Regions from separate parts of the Mus musculus genome. Here region 2 is linked to region 1. Evidence: chromatin loops called from intact Hi-C (ENCODE). Cell type or tissue: heart. All regions are shown on one strand.

Region 1 (8,000 bases):
GGGATGGGGAACAGTCAGAGTGGACTGGGAAGGGAATGAAATCTAGAGTGTATTTAAAAAAAAAAAAAAAAAAAAAAAAAAGCCAGGCCTGGTGGCGCACTTGGGAGGCAGAGGCAGGCGGATTTCTGAGTTCGGGGCCAGCATGGTCTACAGAGTGAGTTCCAGGACAGCCAAAACTATACAGAGAAACACTGCCGCAAAAACAAACAAACAAACAACAACAAAAAAAAAAAGGTTAATTTTTTTAAAGTAAAAAGCAGCCTCTATCATGTGCTTCCCACTAAGGCCTTATAAGGAGCTGATGAATACAGAGAGGGTAGCTTCAGTCACAGTCACGCCTCTCCTCTACATCACCATCCCTCTCTACAGTTAAAGATGGTGCTCCCAATAGGAAAGTTTGAGAAAAAACAAAAACAAAAACAAAAAACAAAACTAGAGATCCTAGACAGCTAAGCACCTCTCACCAGGAGTGTCTGTGCACCTAGAGTTCTGACAGTAAGCTATCTGGGCAGCCACTAACTGATTACACTAGCTTCAGTCACAGAGATGCAGTTCTATGAAATAATTTCCATTAAACTAAAGTTAGAAAGTAGATCCCCTTTATTCTACTTGTACTGGCCAGGAAACCATGGACAAGTTAGTTAAAGGTGCATATTATCTTACTGGGAAAGTGGCAGATTGTTAGTCTTTCATGACTTAAATGTCATATGCCCATAAAATCGACTATTGTATAGCCATTTATCCCAGGGTGGTGAAAAATCAGTAATTTACTACAAAATCCTATCTGATGTGTGCATACACAAACAGAGAGATAGACAATGTAACCATCGTGTGAAAACTGCTAAACAGCTACTTGAGAACCCTGCCACCCTCACAGCCCCTAACAGGCAGGGCCGCCTACTTCACTGCCTTCTCTTTGCACAGACCCCACCTTGGCCTGCCTACTTTTCATTTCAAGGGAAGTATGGCTACTACAGCTCTGTGGTTGGCTCTGCAGGCAAGGGCATGGGTCAATCTTAAGCGCGACACGGAAAGCAAACAAGAAAGCCCAGCCCACTGACTTCACTCCCACAGCAGTCAGCCATATCTAATCAATCATATGTGGCAATCCACCGAATGGCCCTCACCTCCTCTAAACCTGGTGAGAAATGGAGCAAGTACTGAGAAGCTTCAGTAACTGGAGAGACAGCACACTCGCCCTCCAGTGGGAACAGCACTGAACTCCCTCCCCAGAAGAGCGAGCTTTAAGAAATAAAATGCAGGGGTTTTAAAGTATTTTGTTAAGTAACAAATAGGACCTGTCACCCAGCGTTCAGGTTCCTATCTCGGTGGCAAAAGAGAATAGGAGATGAAACAAAACTTCAGAAATGAATTCATTGTGAAATGAAGTTTAACTACTCTGTGGCCAAATCTATTTTCCTTAAGGTTAAAACGTAAATAAAGTGACCGACTTCTCTGAAGCAACACACCTGGGATCTAAAACCCTCAAATGGCTACAAAATCAGAATGCTACCGCCCTTGAGAAGGAAAAGGAATAAAAATTGTTCCTCTGTTCTTTGCCCAGAGAAAACCCTCCTTATAAAGTCATTAAATGAACATTTTAAAAAGTTATTCCTACTTCTGCACCTAATATTTCTGGCTTTTGAGAGCTTACTTGAAAAAGCTTTGTTCCCATTTGTACATCAAACCTATGTCGAAACTGAGCACAAACAAGAGCTGTCAGTGTGCCTCACAGTTAAAGTGTCTTCTACTCCAGCAGTATCACCCTGGCTGGTGTTCAGTCACCCTAGGGAGCTGCCCAGTTCCAGCTGTAGAAAGGTTAGTTATCTAGGAAAAAGTGTCACAATTTTATTTTGGGGAATAATCAGAAATTTTACCATAAAGTTAAAAGCCACACTAAAAAAGAAAGGCTGTAGAAATAAATGGCTCAGTGAAGACAGCAAACCCACACTCAGTTCCCAAACCCACATAAAACGGCTCACAACCGCCCCTAACTCTCTCTCCAGGGATCTGACCCTCTGGCCTTTGTGTGCACCTATACTCAGAGCATACACGAACACATGCAAGCACACACACATTTTTAAAAATAAATATTTAAGAAGAAACAAAACAATAAAAATCCTGAAAGCCTGTGCACCGTTGTGGGGCCCACCTACAGCTACAGTCTCATTTTCTCTCCTGCCTTGTTTCCCTGTAACAATCCCTTTACTGTAAGCAGCAGCTTCTCCCTCTCCCCGTAAAAAGTCCACAGAATTTCCAAAGCACGTCACCCAACAGACTGAGCACCGACAGAAAGACTCCTAGAATCCTATCAACTAGAAGGTCAATCATACAACCATGGAGTGTTGGATCCTAAATCCACTCTGGAGGCAGGCGCACTTAGCCTGATGTTTGGAAGACCCTCGGTTTGATCTTCCACACACGGAGGGAAATGTCTTGGGGGTATTTTCTTTTTCTACATGAGTTCACACAAGCACACAATTTAGTTTGTAATGCAGGTGACTCAGAAGCAAACTGGCGGTGTCGGGCCTGCCTTAGAAGTCATTTGATAGGAATGGCTGTTAAGTGAAAGTCTTCCACACATGACCACCAAATGAAAGGCCGAGATCTATGAGCAACGGCAGAACAGTTAACAAATGGTAGTCGAGCGCTACTTATCAAGTCTATAATGACAATTTTGGAGTTTTGGTTTCTGTAAGAAACACAAAAGTATTTTAAGACTACGTTTTCACTTGAATCCCAGGTGTGGGACACGGGGCTGCTTCAGACTGTCCACACAGGTGTGGGACACGGGGCTGCTTCAGGCTGTCCACACAGGTGTGGGACACCGGGCTGCTTCAGACTGTCCACACAGGTGTGGGACACCGGGCTGCTTCAGACTGTCCACAGCCACTGACCAGGATTTCCCAGCTGCAGAGTTTCTGTGATTGTGTGTTAGTTGGAATTCTGTGGAGTTTCCTGACAGTATATAAATGCTAGAGCCAAAGGAGGCAGTGTGGGTTGATGGTCCTTTGTTGTTGTTAAGTAGTCGGGCACAAAGAAGAAACAAGAAGAAAAAATTACATATCCTGACAGCGAAGATCAAACTTGCCCCAAGGACACCCCTAATCAGCAGGAAGTAGTCTAACGATAGAGTTGCCCCTTTCCCACCCCTGACTTTATTCAGGGATCTCTTTCCTCTCTCTTATCTAGGGGGTGGAAAGTGTGGCAGAAAGGGGTGGAGAAGGGTGGAAGAAAGAAACCACAAAGTAGCCAAAGGCGATAGTCCCAAGACACTCTCTCATCTCTTCTCAGTGTCCAATAGCATAAAACATGCTCTTACCCATGACTGAATCAAACTTATGCTTTTCCTATTGCATACATCAAGTATGTTGACACTACATCTCAAACTGTTCTCACACACACACACACACACACACACACACACGGATTCCAAAACAAATCAGCCACCTAAGGTTTTTAAAAAGCCTCTCTGGAAGTATTTCCAAGGGCAGAGGGCTACCACTGTAAACAGTTCTGACAAGAGTTTGTAGTTGACAGGTTAACAAACCTCATTTCTTTTTCTCGTTCGAAAATTCTAAGTTATCCTCACCTCTGACATATGTCCAAGAGCTACCATAAATGGTGAAATGTAAATTAAAGTTTTCTATAAAGTGTCTGTGGTAAATATTTAATCAAAATGTTTTAAATTTTATCCAGTAAAGCCTTTATCAGATTGTGGAAAAGGAAATACAAAAGCGATCTCATACCCGGTGTGTTTACTCTACGCTTATCTTGACCTCAGGTATCTAACCCTAAGCCCTTACGATTTCTAAGCCTTTGAAAAACTTTTCCGCCTTTAACCATCGCAACTCTCAATAAGGACTTCGTGCGTTCAATTCGCACCACGGTGAAAGATCAAATGCTACACTCCTAAAAATAGGGGTGCTGTGAGTGAGAGCAACACACAACACCGCGCTGCCAACGCAACTGCGTCTTCGACGGGGTAGGGGCGCCATGTACACACACATACAGTAGGAGCTCACATTCAGCAAAACCCAGGAACGACGGGATCAGGTGACTTCAAACCAGACACTCTCAGCCTGAAGCGAATGACTCGCAGCCCCAGGGCTCCTAACCCCAGTCTGACAACCGGAGCCAACACTTGCAACCCTGGCCAATCCACGCACAACTCGTGCGAATGGGTTCGGCGGAGCCAAGAGCTGGTGAAGCTGAAGCTGAGCCCGGGCCCCAGCCCTGGCCTGCGGACTGCGGCTCCCATCGGGAAGGAAGGGTGTGTGAGTGTGTGTGGTGTGTGTGTGGAGAGAGCTCTGCGACCTGGCAGCCAGGTGCCAGCGGTTCCCGCGTCCACCGCCACCGCGGGGCCCAGCGCGTCCCGCTCGTCCCTCCCTTCCCGGCCCGCGTCAGGCACCCAGGGCAGTGAGTGCCCGCCGGGTGACCGATCCCGTACCGCCCGCCGACCTCCGCGCGTCCCGGCCCCGTGGCCCCGGCTCAAGGCCGCCCCCTTGGGTCGGGGCGGACACCGCGGCGGCCACGCGGCGGCGGCGGGCAGGGGGCCGGGCTGCCCGTTCCCCCGGCAGCTGGGAGAGCCGAGGCCCGCGGGCCGCCCTCTCAGGCCGCGCGGCGGAGCGTGGGGCGCGGCTGCCGCTAGGCCCTGCGAGCGAGCGAACGAGCGTGCGAGCGAACGGGCGGCCGCGGCGGCCAGAGCCGAGCCGAGCCCAGCCAGCCGCGGTCTTCGACCCCAGCGGGCGACCGGTGCCCGCCAGCCCGAACGGCCGCAGCCTCCCCGACTCCCGGCCCCCCGTGGCCTCGGCCCCTCCGGCCCGTACCTAGGGAGGTCGTAGACGAGACGTGGTTAACTCCGACGCTCGAGTCGCTGGTCTGTCGCCGGCGCCTCAGCCCCTGCTGCGGCTGCTGCCTTCGCGCTGCCTCGTCCCCCTCCGCCATCTTGTACCGATTTAAAATTAACTCCCCACTGACGTCAAACGCCGCCGCCGCTTTATCAACCTCCCGGGAGCCGGCGGGGCGGCCTGCGGGTCCTAGCGCCGCCCTCTGACTTGCGCGGCCCAGACACGCCCAGCCACGCCCATCAGCGCCCTCGCTCCTCCTCCGCCCGGGCCAACCTGCCGCGGAGCTCCGCAGCTCTCAGACTTCTAAGGAAGAGTTGGGGAACCCCCACTGCGGCCGGCGCCATCCCGTCCCTACCTTCCCGCTCTCGGGGCCACACCCCCTTGCCGCAGGGCGGAGAAGGCATCTCCAGTCCCTCCTTTCCCAATTCTCTTCGCATCTCTAACGTTGACTCTGCACGTGAGGTTACATTCGCATCCTTTCCCTCCTAGCTTTCTTACCCCCAGCCCTCTTCCCTGCGAAGCCAGTGCCTGGCTTCTCCTGATATCTTGGCCCTACACAGAAAGGTTTTCTCTTTCCACCACTATCCTACAATTTGTTTGCATTGGCTCCCCATCGCCTTCTGAGGCTACTTTACCCTCTCAACTATGCATATCTGAAACCCAAAAAAATACCGCTCTGATCAGAGAAGGAATTCTAATACATCCTCTCCTAACTGTGATGAACCTTCTTCTGGGGATCCACTGGCATCATGTAGAAAGTTCGAGAAACTTTATAACAGATACGTCAACCTGTGGAGGCAGCTGTGGAACACAGTTCTTAGTCTCATGAATTTGTACCACAACCATGGCTGCAGGAGAAAATCCTTTTCTCTTGAAAAAGTGGGAGCCCAGGTGTCCAAATGATTGTCTTACCCCAACCTCTTAAGCCTATACTTTGCAACCTTTAATTCCACAAAACCTCTAGAAAAAAACCGTTAGTGTCATCAAACTTTGGAGGGCATCATTCCAGATGGGCTTTGGTTGAACTGTCTGGGGATTAAGTCACCTGTTCTCTATCTTTGGAGACACAGATTGTGAGTTCCTTCTGCACTAACTCTGTGTGCTGCTCCCATGTTTCCTGAGCAACCTAGTAAGGGACTTGCTTGATAGTAGGTGTGCTTGCTTGCTTGCTTTTCTTTTCTTTCCTTTCCTTTTCTTTTCTTTTCTTTTCTTTTCTTTTCTTTTTTCTTCTCTTTTTGTTTGGTGGTGGTGGTTTTTCAAGACATAGTTTCTCTGTATAAACCTCTGTATAAGCCTTGGCTATCCTGGAACCCATTTTACAGACAAGGCTGGCCTCAAATTCACAGAGCTTGCCTACCCCTGCCTCTTGAGCGCTGGGATTAAAGGCATGGACCCCCACGCCTGACCTTAGATTTTCTTTCATAATCTCTCTCTGTGATAACTATTGGAGATTGTACACTCCGCGGTGTGCAGGTGCTTGGGCATGAAAGAAGATGTCAAGATGAGGATTTTTGCCTTCAAAGACCAAAATCCCATTTATTGTCAGTGGTTACATGACACTGAGCACACCCTATCAGATATCCTGGGAAAGTTAGTCATTCCCAAAGCTGTGCTGCTGGCCAACTGGTCTTCAGAGGGGGTTCTACTCGCAGACACTGGCATCTCATCAGCTCTGCTACAGCACCCCAGATAGAGCCACACCTCCTGGATCCAGTGAATATAGAGAAACCTAACTCAGGTCGTCACAGAATGAACACTGACCCACGGTCAAATCCAAGTTTAAAAAGCCACCTTCATTATAGTTACCTCTCTTCTATTCAAACCAAAGAGACACATTCCAGACTTCTTTCTCCTCTTTCCACCCAACAAATCTTCTATTGTCATTGTGACTGCTGGATCTCTCCCTAACTCACTTCCTCTCCAGCACCACCCTAGCCTGTATCTTCATTCAACCTCCTATCTCCCCCACTCCCCTGTAACAAAGTATTTCCCTTCTCCTGTAGACTCTTCACCCAGCCGAAGGTTTGAGTTTTGTTTTGTTTTGTTTTTTTTAACATACAAATAGGATCATAGGGTTGCTCTGCTCAGGGTAAAGGCCAAACTGTAGTTGACAAAGGCTTTTACAATGTGAAGTCTGCCATTTTTCTTTCTGTTTCTCTGCCTCGTTCTCCAGTCCATCACTGGTTCCTTCATTCTTTGATTCCACACAGTCATCTTGTTCTGGGATATCAAAGACACAAGTGATTAAAACGGACAAACAAAATGGGGCTCATTCCCCTTGTGGGGTGTTCAAGAATGGGTAAGTTGGTAAATAGATGAATTAAAAGTCTGAATCCCCTACTGATTCACCCAATGCTTCTAAACTTCCAGGTTCCACTGTGCTAGGCTAAAGCATTTTCACGGGATCACATCACCATTCTGAGACTATGATCTTCTATCTATGGAATGCTTCCTGTTCCGGGCACTGCTTAAAGTACTTTACAAGTAAGCCATCGAATCTGTAAAACAATCTATCTGTAAATCGGGCTTGCGGTGCTGCAGGTGTGGCCTGGCTGGCCTCAGTAGCAGGTGCCCTGTGGAAAGGTCAGCAGAGGACCTCCTACTATTATCACTGTCCCAGAGCCCTGCTTGCATATTGAGAGTGTCTACAGGGTGCAACTCATGGGTAATCCACAAAAATTCTGTTGTCTTGCCTGCAGTTAGCATGAGTCACATCAAAAGACACACTGCCAAATTGGCAACTTGAACTTTGTTTAATTTCAGAGGATAAGAAATGGGCAGAAGACATTCACAAAGTCACTTAAAATGTCTAAAAATGGCCCTCAAACATAAAAAGTTGCCTTTATGAGAAACACTAAAATGATAAATAGCAACTTCTTCACACACAACTTGGCAAAAATTCAAACTTAACCATGACACTGACCTAGCAAAGACGTGCAGAGCCCTCTTCTCACGAGTTGCTGATGAGAGTGAAGAGCAGTATGGCCCTGTGCTTTTCCAAACAGCCACAAAGCCTGTATTGCATTTCTGTCCATTCATCTAAGCACCAAACTTTAAGTCTCTGACTCCCAACGGCACAACATGTTATGTCCAAGGTTGTCCACTGTCACAGCTCCTGCAGCTGCGAAAGACTGAACACGAGATGTCCAA
Region 2 (8,000 bases), 270 kb after region 1:
ACTACCTAGCTATTATTTATAATCACCATCTTTTCATATAAGAAAGATTGTGTGTGTGTGTGTGTGTGTGTGTGTGTGTGTGTGTGTGTGTGTGTGTGTGTGTGTTTATTCTGGGACTTGAACCCAAATACCTCATGCAAGCTGGGCAAGCATAGACCTACGAGCTACATCCCCAAACCAAGAAAAAAATATTTTAATCCCCACAGAAATAAGAATCTCCAATTTCAAAACAAAGAACACTTAGCTTTAATTTTTGTATAATGTTTTATTTATTTATTTATTTATTTATTTATTTATTTATTTATTTATTTATTTTGTGCGCAGATGTGGGGTGTGAGTGGGCAGTGGGTGCCCTGGTGGGGGAGTGGAGTGTGGAGGTCAGAGGATGACTTTGAGGTTGTCTTTCCACCATCCGAGTCCTGGGGGAATGAACTCAGGCTGTCAGGCTTGGCAGGCGGTACTTCTAAAGAGTTAGGATGGCAGACTGACCCAGTGCCTCTCGGTTTTCTGTGTACCAGTGAGACAGTTACTGTAAGCTCATGACAGGACCTGAGGAAAGGGTCTGGAAGGCCACTTGTAGCCCTTCCTTTCTGTGGCTTTGTGAAGGCGCAAGCGTTCAACCCCCTGATCCACTAGTCTTCAGATCCGTTAGGACGCCAGCAGAGCTCACGATTCATGGCTGTCTCCCATCGACCCATCTGTTCATCGGTGAATGTTACCTCTCTTCCCCATAACCCTCAGACACAGGCTGTATGATGCTTTTGGAAGCTTCTTCAAAAGCAGGTGCTAACTACTCTAGCTTGTATCTCAGGAGTGGAAGAATCCATCTGCCTGACCCAGTTAGTTACTGTAAAGAACAGAGGAGCTCCTACAGAGTAGCCCAGGACTTCCTCTAACCTCTGTAGAGTCGTTTATTTTATGTATACCAGTATTTGCCTGTATCTAAGTTTGTGCAGCATGTGTGTGCCTGATGCCTGGGGAGGTCAGAAGAGGGCATTAGATTGTGAGTTATCATGTGGATGCTAGCAACTGAACCTAGGTCCTCTGCAAGAGTAACAAGTGCTTTTAACTGCTAAGTCATCTCTTTGGTCTCCATGACTCTTAACATAAACATAGCTCCATAGCAGATGACTTCATTCTAAAACCAGCCCAGAGGGCCCACCCGTCATTCCATCATCCAGAAACGCTCCACATCCCCTGTGCTGGGAGGGCCAGTATTAGTTAGCCAGCTAGTAGAAAGGGCAAAACAGTTGTCCATGAATATGGACAGTGTCGGGATGGCATACACATGTCACATACACGTACGTTAGGTAGAGAAGGGAGGTAGATTAGATGAAGATAAGCAGCCTCGGCTGAACAGGAAGCATCAGGACTAGCCTTAGAGAAGAGCTGTGTTCTAGAAGCACGGAGACTGTACCAGGTGCTGTGTGCCCCAGAGAAGTTAGCAGGGCCCAGGTCAGATTTGCTCTGAGCTCAGTGCAACTTCAAGGCCTGGATTCACTCTGAAGAAGCTCAAGGCCAATCTATCCATGCAGAGCAGACTCACAGATGTACAGGAGTCTAGCTTCGAACTTCCAGGTCTGGCAGTCAATGTGCAGTAGCTAGACAATGTAATGTTTTCTCGTTGCTGCTGCTGTTTTTTGTTTAGTTTGTTTTGTTTTGGGGGGGGTGGGGATCTTTGTGGCTTTGGTTTTGGTTTTGGTTGTTGGAGATAGGGATGTCTCTGTGTAGCGCTGGCCATCCTGGAACTTGCTCTGTAGACCAGGCTGGACTTTAATTCAGAGATCCGCCTGCCTCTGCCTCCCAGGTCCTTGGTTATGAATATCTTTTATTCCGTTTTTTTTTTTTCCCCTCCAGATCTTCCAATTTCTACCTTAAATCCCTGCTTGTATGTTTATTTTCCAAATCTCTCTTTCTAGGCCCATTGTTAGTTTCACTTGTAGTTGAGAGATAGAACTATCTCTACCTCCATCACTGTAGGGAGATAAATCCAGCATCAAGAACTTTTTAGCTGATAATCAAGCCGTTTCTGAAAAGTTGGCTCCTGCAGAAGAACCAGCAATGGGCTGGGGTTTGAGAGATGTTAAGGCAATATTTTAACCATGAAGCTTTTATTGGCTCATATGCATTTCTTGAATTTTGTGGGATTTGTCTCAGGTATTTAATCTGATTATAATTTTTTAAAATATTGTTTATTTTCATTTTCATTTTTATTTTTTTCTAGACAAGGTTTCTCTGTGTAGCTCTGGCTGTCCTAAAACTCACTATGTAGATCAGGCTATCCTCAAACTCAAGAGATTCATCTGCCTCTGCCTCCCAAGTGCTAGAATAAAGGTGTGTGCCACCACCACCTGGCTTTTGTTGTTAAAATTTTTAATTATTATTTGTGTGTGCGTGTGTGTGCGTGCATGTATGTGCATGCATGCACACGCACACAAGTGCACATGCACTCTCAGAGTCACAAATGGTTGTGAGCTACCTGCTATTATGCTGGGAACTGACTTTGGGTCATCTGGAAGGGCAGCCATCTCTCAGAGCGATCTCTGCAGCCTCTGATTATAATGTCTATGGTTTCAATGGCCCAACCGCAGGCCAACTCTCAGTGGATTCTGTGGGGTCCTGTCTAACATGCAAGACAGTTCCCCACCACAGTCCTTTCCTTTTTGTGGCTAGTTGTTTATACTTAAATTTATGTTCTAACTCTTTATCTAACCTGCAATCTAAACTGTCTTGATGGGAGATGCTGATGCAGAGCTAAACTTTTCGGGTGCTTTCATTCTGGATAGACATGGTAAACAATTTTTCAGATGACAGGACAACTTGTGTGCTGAGACAGTAGCGCTTTTTATTTGACTGTAACAGTAATAGTAACACGGTGGCTGGGTGTCTTAGTTAGGGTTTTACTGCTGTAAACAGACACCATGACCAGGGCAACTCTTATACAAAACAACATTTAATTGGGGCTGGCTTACAGATTCAGAGGTTCAGTCCATTACCATCAAGGTGGGAGCATGGCAGCATCCAGGCAGGTATGGTGCAGGAAGAGCTGAGAGTTCTACATCTTCATCCAAAGGCTACTAGTGGAAGACTGACATAGGGTGAGAGTATTAAGCCCAAACACACAGTGACACACCTACTCCAACCAGGTCACTCATATTCCAAAAAAGCCAAAACTCCAAATGGTGCCACTCCCTGGTCCAAGAATATACAAACCATCACGCAGGGCTACTGTCTTTCCCAGTGTGTGTTTGGGGAGGAGTCAAGTCCTGTTCTGTGTTTGCTTCCTGCCTACTCACTGGTCAGCTGTTGCATAGAATGGAATACTGCGATATACAGGCACGGAAGCAAGTGTGACAGGATAGGGTGACTCCCTGTACACCCTAAGCTCCCACATAAATCTTTACCCCAGGCACCCTCGGGGCCCCTATTTTACTCCTTTTGTCAATTGTAGGGGACATAAAAAATGACTTCAGCCCTTGTTGTCCAATAAAGCATAGAAGACAACAGCCTGGGGTCTGGCTCCTCCATCTTCTCCTTTGTCCTGTCTCCTACACGGAGAGGCTCTTCTTCTTCCCAAGTCTCTGTAACAGTGGGGACACACACAGCCTTCAGTGGGGCCCAACAGGATGATTTAAAGTCACCCTTGTTTTCTCCATAGGAGATTGTTACCAGCTAGAGTTTTATAACCCAAACAGGCAATATCTCTTATGCCTTTTTGTTCGGCTACAAGATTCTGGCATCCTTGTTCTTCACTTGAAAAATAAATAAATAAAAACCAAGACAGGGGGCTGGAGAGATGGCTCAGTGGGTAAGAACACTGACTACTCTTCCGAAGGTCCTGAGTTCAAATCCCAGCAACCATGTGGTGGCTAACGACCATCTGTAATTAGATCGGACGCCCTCTTCTGGTGCATCTGAAGACAGCTACAGTGTACTTAGATATAATAATAAATAAATCTTTTTTAAAAAAAAAAAAAACAAGGCAGGTGGTGGTGGCACACGTCTTTAATCCCTGCACTTGAGAGGCTGAGACAGGAGAATCACTTAAACTCAAGAGTTCAAGATCAGCTTAGGCAACATAGACCCCAGGGGACCAAAAGAGAGCAAGAAAAGAAAGAAGGAAAGAACACACATGAAATAAGACAAATAATTTTTAATAAAGCCCATTGCCTAGCTGTCAAAACTATTCCACGGGATGGCGTCTGGTCCTTCTGAACTCACAGCTGTTGGTTGTGGCAGCCTCTTTCTTGCACCTTGGCCGGCTGCCCTTGCAGAAGGCGTCTGTGAGGCTGAGAACTCTTTTCGACCCACAGCACAGGCCAGCAATTGATTGCATGTTGGCAGTTAGCCTTGATGTTTCCCCAGAGCAATTGTTTTAGGCTTCTTAAAACAAACAAACTCCAACCCCTTGCTGCTCATGAAACATTGACTCTTTGGTAGGACATTGAGATTCTGCTTTCATCAGAGCATCCAAGGTCCTCTTGAGTGTGTTTGCTTTGTGGACTGTAGTCAGATGTAGCCCTGAAATGAAACTCCTAGAGGCCATTTACAGTACAGGACAGATAATAGTAACAATGTTCAGAATAGCCAGGCAGTGGTGGCGCACACCTTTAATCCCAGCACTCACAAAGCAGAGGCAGAGGCAGGTGGATTTCTGAGTTTGAGGCTAGTCTGGTCTACAGAGTGAGTTCCAGGACAGCCAGGGCTATACAGAGAAACCCTGTCTCAAAAAACCAAAAGGAAAAAAAAGAAAAAGGAAAGGAAAGGAAAGGAAAGGAAAGGAAAGGAAAGGAAAGGAAAGGAAAGGAAAGGAAAGGAAAGGAAAAAGGAAAGGAAAGGAAAAAGGAAAGGAAAGGAAAGGAAAGGAAAGGAAAGGAAAGGAAAGGAAAGGAAAGGAAAGGAAAGGAAAGGAAAGGAAAGGAAAGGAAAGGAAAGGAGAAAAGGAAAAAGAAAAGAAAATATACTTCTTATTTTTTAAAAATTTTACCTAGTCTGTTCTGCCCTGTACCCTGTCTGCATTCACCTGCTATTCTTGCTACAATGAGTTTTGGAAAGCTCATTCTAAAATTACGTGAAAGCAGCCCTATTTTGCCCAAGTTAGAGTTCTGGTAGGAAAGGCTTACAACAAGGCTGTTCAGGGAAGCCCAGCTCGACATGTAGTGGTAAATTATTAAGGTCCGCTCTATGTTCCCGGTTGGTGTGTTTGAGGCTCTGTACCCACCCAAGAGCTCTGGATTCACAAATGAAAGACACACACATGCAACCTTTATTTAATGTGCCTTAACTAGCTCAATGGCTGGGCACTTACAAACCTCTCATGGCTAGCACACATTCCCCTCCAGTATTCCTGAGTTAACGCTTCCTAAATCTATATCTTATCTCTGCGGCCACGTTTCCGTCCGGGCAGCTCTCCCATGGGACCACTTTCCCTCTGTACCCACATTTCAGCTGTTTCACCTTCCTGCTCCTTCATGGCATGGTCCATCCTATACCCCTCACATGGTGGACTCCTTTCTCCTCCCTCTCCTTCATTTCTTGCCCAGGAATCATAAAAGTTCTGCCTCTGTCCCCCTGCCCAGCCATTAGCTAGATGTTTCTATTTTATTTCAACCTCTTTCCATTCAACCTACAATCTGTCCGTGATTTAATTACTTCTCTAGAGTAGATCTGTCTTTCCCCAGAAAGAAGAAGGAGGAGAAGAAACAAACAAACAAACCCGAGATTGCCTCTTGTTTCCAAGATGTTGCCAGTGAGGACTGACTGTCGTGCTGGCACATGGCTTAATCTTTCTGGAGTTCTCACAGACAATTCCTCCAGACTTCATCTAATCCTAAAATAATGCCTAAGGGCCTAGGTGTTTATTTCAGCCATTCCCAGACCACTTCTCCTGCCTCCACGGGTCCTCTCCATCCTTAGTCATCAAGTCCTGCTCAGTTTTAGCCTCTGATATTCCTCAAGTCTCTTTAGTCTTCCACATTGGTTATAGGACTCTGCCCATCAGGACTCTGTTGGCTTAAGTGACTTCTCTCTCTCGCTCTCTCTCTCTCTCTCTCTCTCTCTCTCTCTCTCTCTAGTCAAGGCCTAACTCACACTGTGGGAACATAAAATTTTGATCAATAAATGAATGGACCGTGAAAATAAAACCTTAAAGATTTATCCTCCATCAGGTTCCTAAATGTATCTGAAATGCAAATCTTATTTCCATCCTTTAAAATATTTTTGTAGGGTCTGGGCATGTGGGTTACTTGCCTAGCATGTGTGAAAGCTCAGAGTTTGCTCCCCAGAACTGCACTGCACTGCACTGCACTGCACTGCACTGCACTGCACTGCACTCTGCTGTACTGGTACACACTTCTAGTCCCAGCACTCGGGAGATGCAGGCAGGGTAGTCATAAATGCTTGGTCACTCTTGCCTACATAGGAAGTTTGAGATTAGCCAGGGCTACACACACACACACACACACACACACACACACATGCGCAGACACACACACACACACACACACACACACACACACACACACTTTCTCATTGTTACCCAGCCCAGACACTACGCGATTTTCCAGGCTGCTCTGCCATGCCTTGCTCGCACCTCACCAGTCTCTGAACTCCCATCCCCACCTTATGGGGACAGTAACTACCGGCTTTGCCTCCTAAATCCTCTCTCACCCTTCAAAACTCATATTTTCCCCTTGCCCGTCCTTCCCAACCTTCTCCAGTGCCGCTTTGTCACCTGTGCGTGGTTTTGGTAAGGTTTGGTGCCATGTAGAGTTTCTTACCAGTCCAGCTCCCTCTCCGTCTGTCCCTCTACCACCGGAGATGTTCTCCGGACATCTGTCAGGATAGCTATCACCCCAAGAAGGGTTTAATGTCTCTGGTTTAAAGCTAGAGAAACTAACCTAGGGCTGGTGAGATGCTGGACAGGCAAAAGTCACCTGCCCCCAGCTCGAGGGCCTGAGTTCAGTCCCTGGGCTCCATGTGGTAAAAGAAGAAAATAGCTCCCACAATTGACCTCTGACCTCCTCATGTAGGCTATACACACACACACACACACACACACACACACACACACACACACACACAAAGGCACACACAGAAGAAAATGTTAAAATAAGTATAATAGGACTGGAGAGATGGCTCAGCAGTTAAGAACACTGGTCCTTCTTCCAGAGGTCCTGAGTTCAATTCCCAGGAACCACATGATAGCTCGCAGCCAACTATAATGATATCTGGTGCCCTCTGCTGGTGTGCAGAAATTCATGTAGGCAGAACACTATATACATAGTAAATAGATAAATGTTTTTTAAAAATAAATATAATAAAATTAATATATACACTTAAGACAAGGGCTTGCTGTATGGCCCTCACTATATAGATTCCGCTGGCTTCAAATTTACGGAGATCTTCCTGTTTCTGCCTCCAGAGTGCTGGGATCAAAGGTGTATGAGACCATGCCCAGCATATAATTTTTTTAAAAACAAGAAAAACTAATCTATGCTAAATACAAAAATTAAACCAACTAAGAATTAACCTGTATGTCTTAGGAGCAGCTCTTTCCCCCAGGCCTCTCCACTCTAACCTTCCTTGCAGCTAATTTGTTGTTGGTGGTGGGTTTTTGTTTTTTGTTTTGGTTTTTTTTTTCAAGATGAGGGGGGAGAGGGGGGTCTCACATGTAGACCAAGCTGGCCTCAAACTCACAGAGATCCTCCTGCCTCTTCCTCCTGAGTGCTAGGATTAAAAGTGTGTGCCACTATGGCGGCTCCTTGCCGCTGTCTTAAATGGTCTGTTAATGCAGCCATGCCTTCGAGTCAGCCAAGAGAACTCTGGTCCTTGACAACCAGGTCTGGAAAATCTGAAGAGCTGAACTCTAACATCCTGGCCCATTTCCAAAACTCTGAAAGACCACGTGGGATGTTAGCCAAAATGTTCTGGACTCGTGACCTTGTGTCTGGAAATCTTATGACAGAATGTTAGGGATCCAGAAGCTCCTGAGAGCCCGT

What was found. Hi-C counts contacts between places; a loop is a spot of excess contacts. Peaks named below come from ENCODE experiments on the same cell type or tissue, not always from the same donor. Only the 100,000 strongest peaks of a DNase experiment are listed, where the experiment ranks them.
Region 2: a loop joins it to region 1, with 1.9 times the contacts of the local background. A loop is called at or near these places in 2 of 42 quality-filtered maps.

What each region holds. Positions count from the first base shown.
Region 1 is chr17:79,891,080-79,899,079 of GRCm38, forward strand. It overlaps Atl2 (atlastin GTPase 2), which reads right to left and starts at 5,044. Exons shown (of 13, transcript NM_019717.3): 1 at 4,830-5,044. The coding sequence starts at 4,947. It overlaps Gm41625 (a long non-coding RNA gene), which reads right to left. Exons shown (of 4, transcript XR_876985.3): 3 at 7,774-7,981; 4 at 7,010-7,070. In heart, CTCF peaks have their summits at 1,213 and 4,464; DNase peaks (open chromatin) are centred at 4,302 and 5,022; H3K4me3 peaks cover 2,610 bases; H3K27ac peaks cover 1,759 bases; H3K27me3 peaks cover 1,199 bases.
Region 2 is chr17:80,156,299-80,164,298 of GRCm38, forward strand. The region is part of intron 4 of Galm (galactose mutarotase); the gene reads left to right. Among named protein-coding and RNA genes, the nearest start is that of Galm, 33 kb to the left of the region's middle. In heart, CTCF peaks have their summits at 4,197 and 7,248 (motif pointing left); a DNase peak (open chromatin) is centred at 4,273.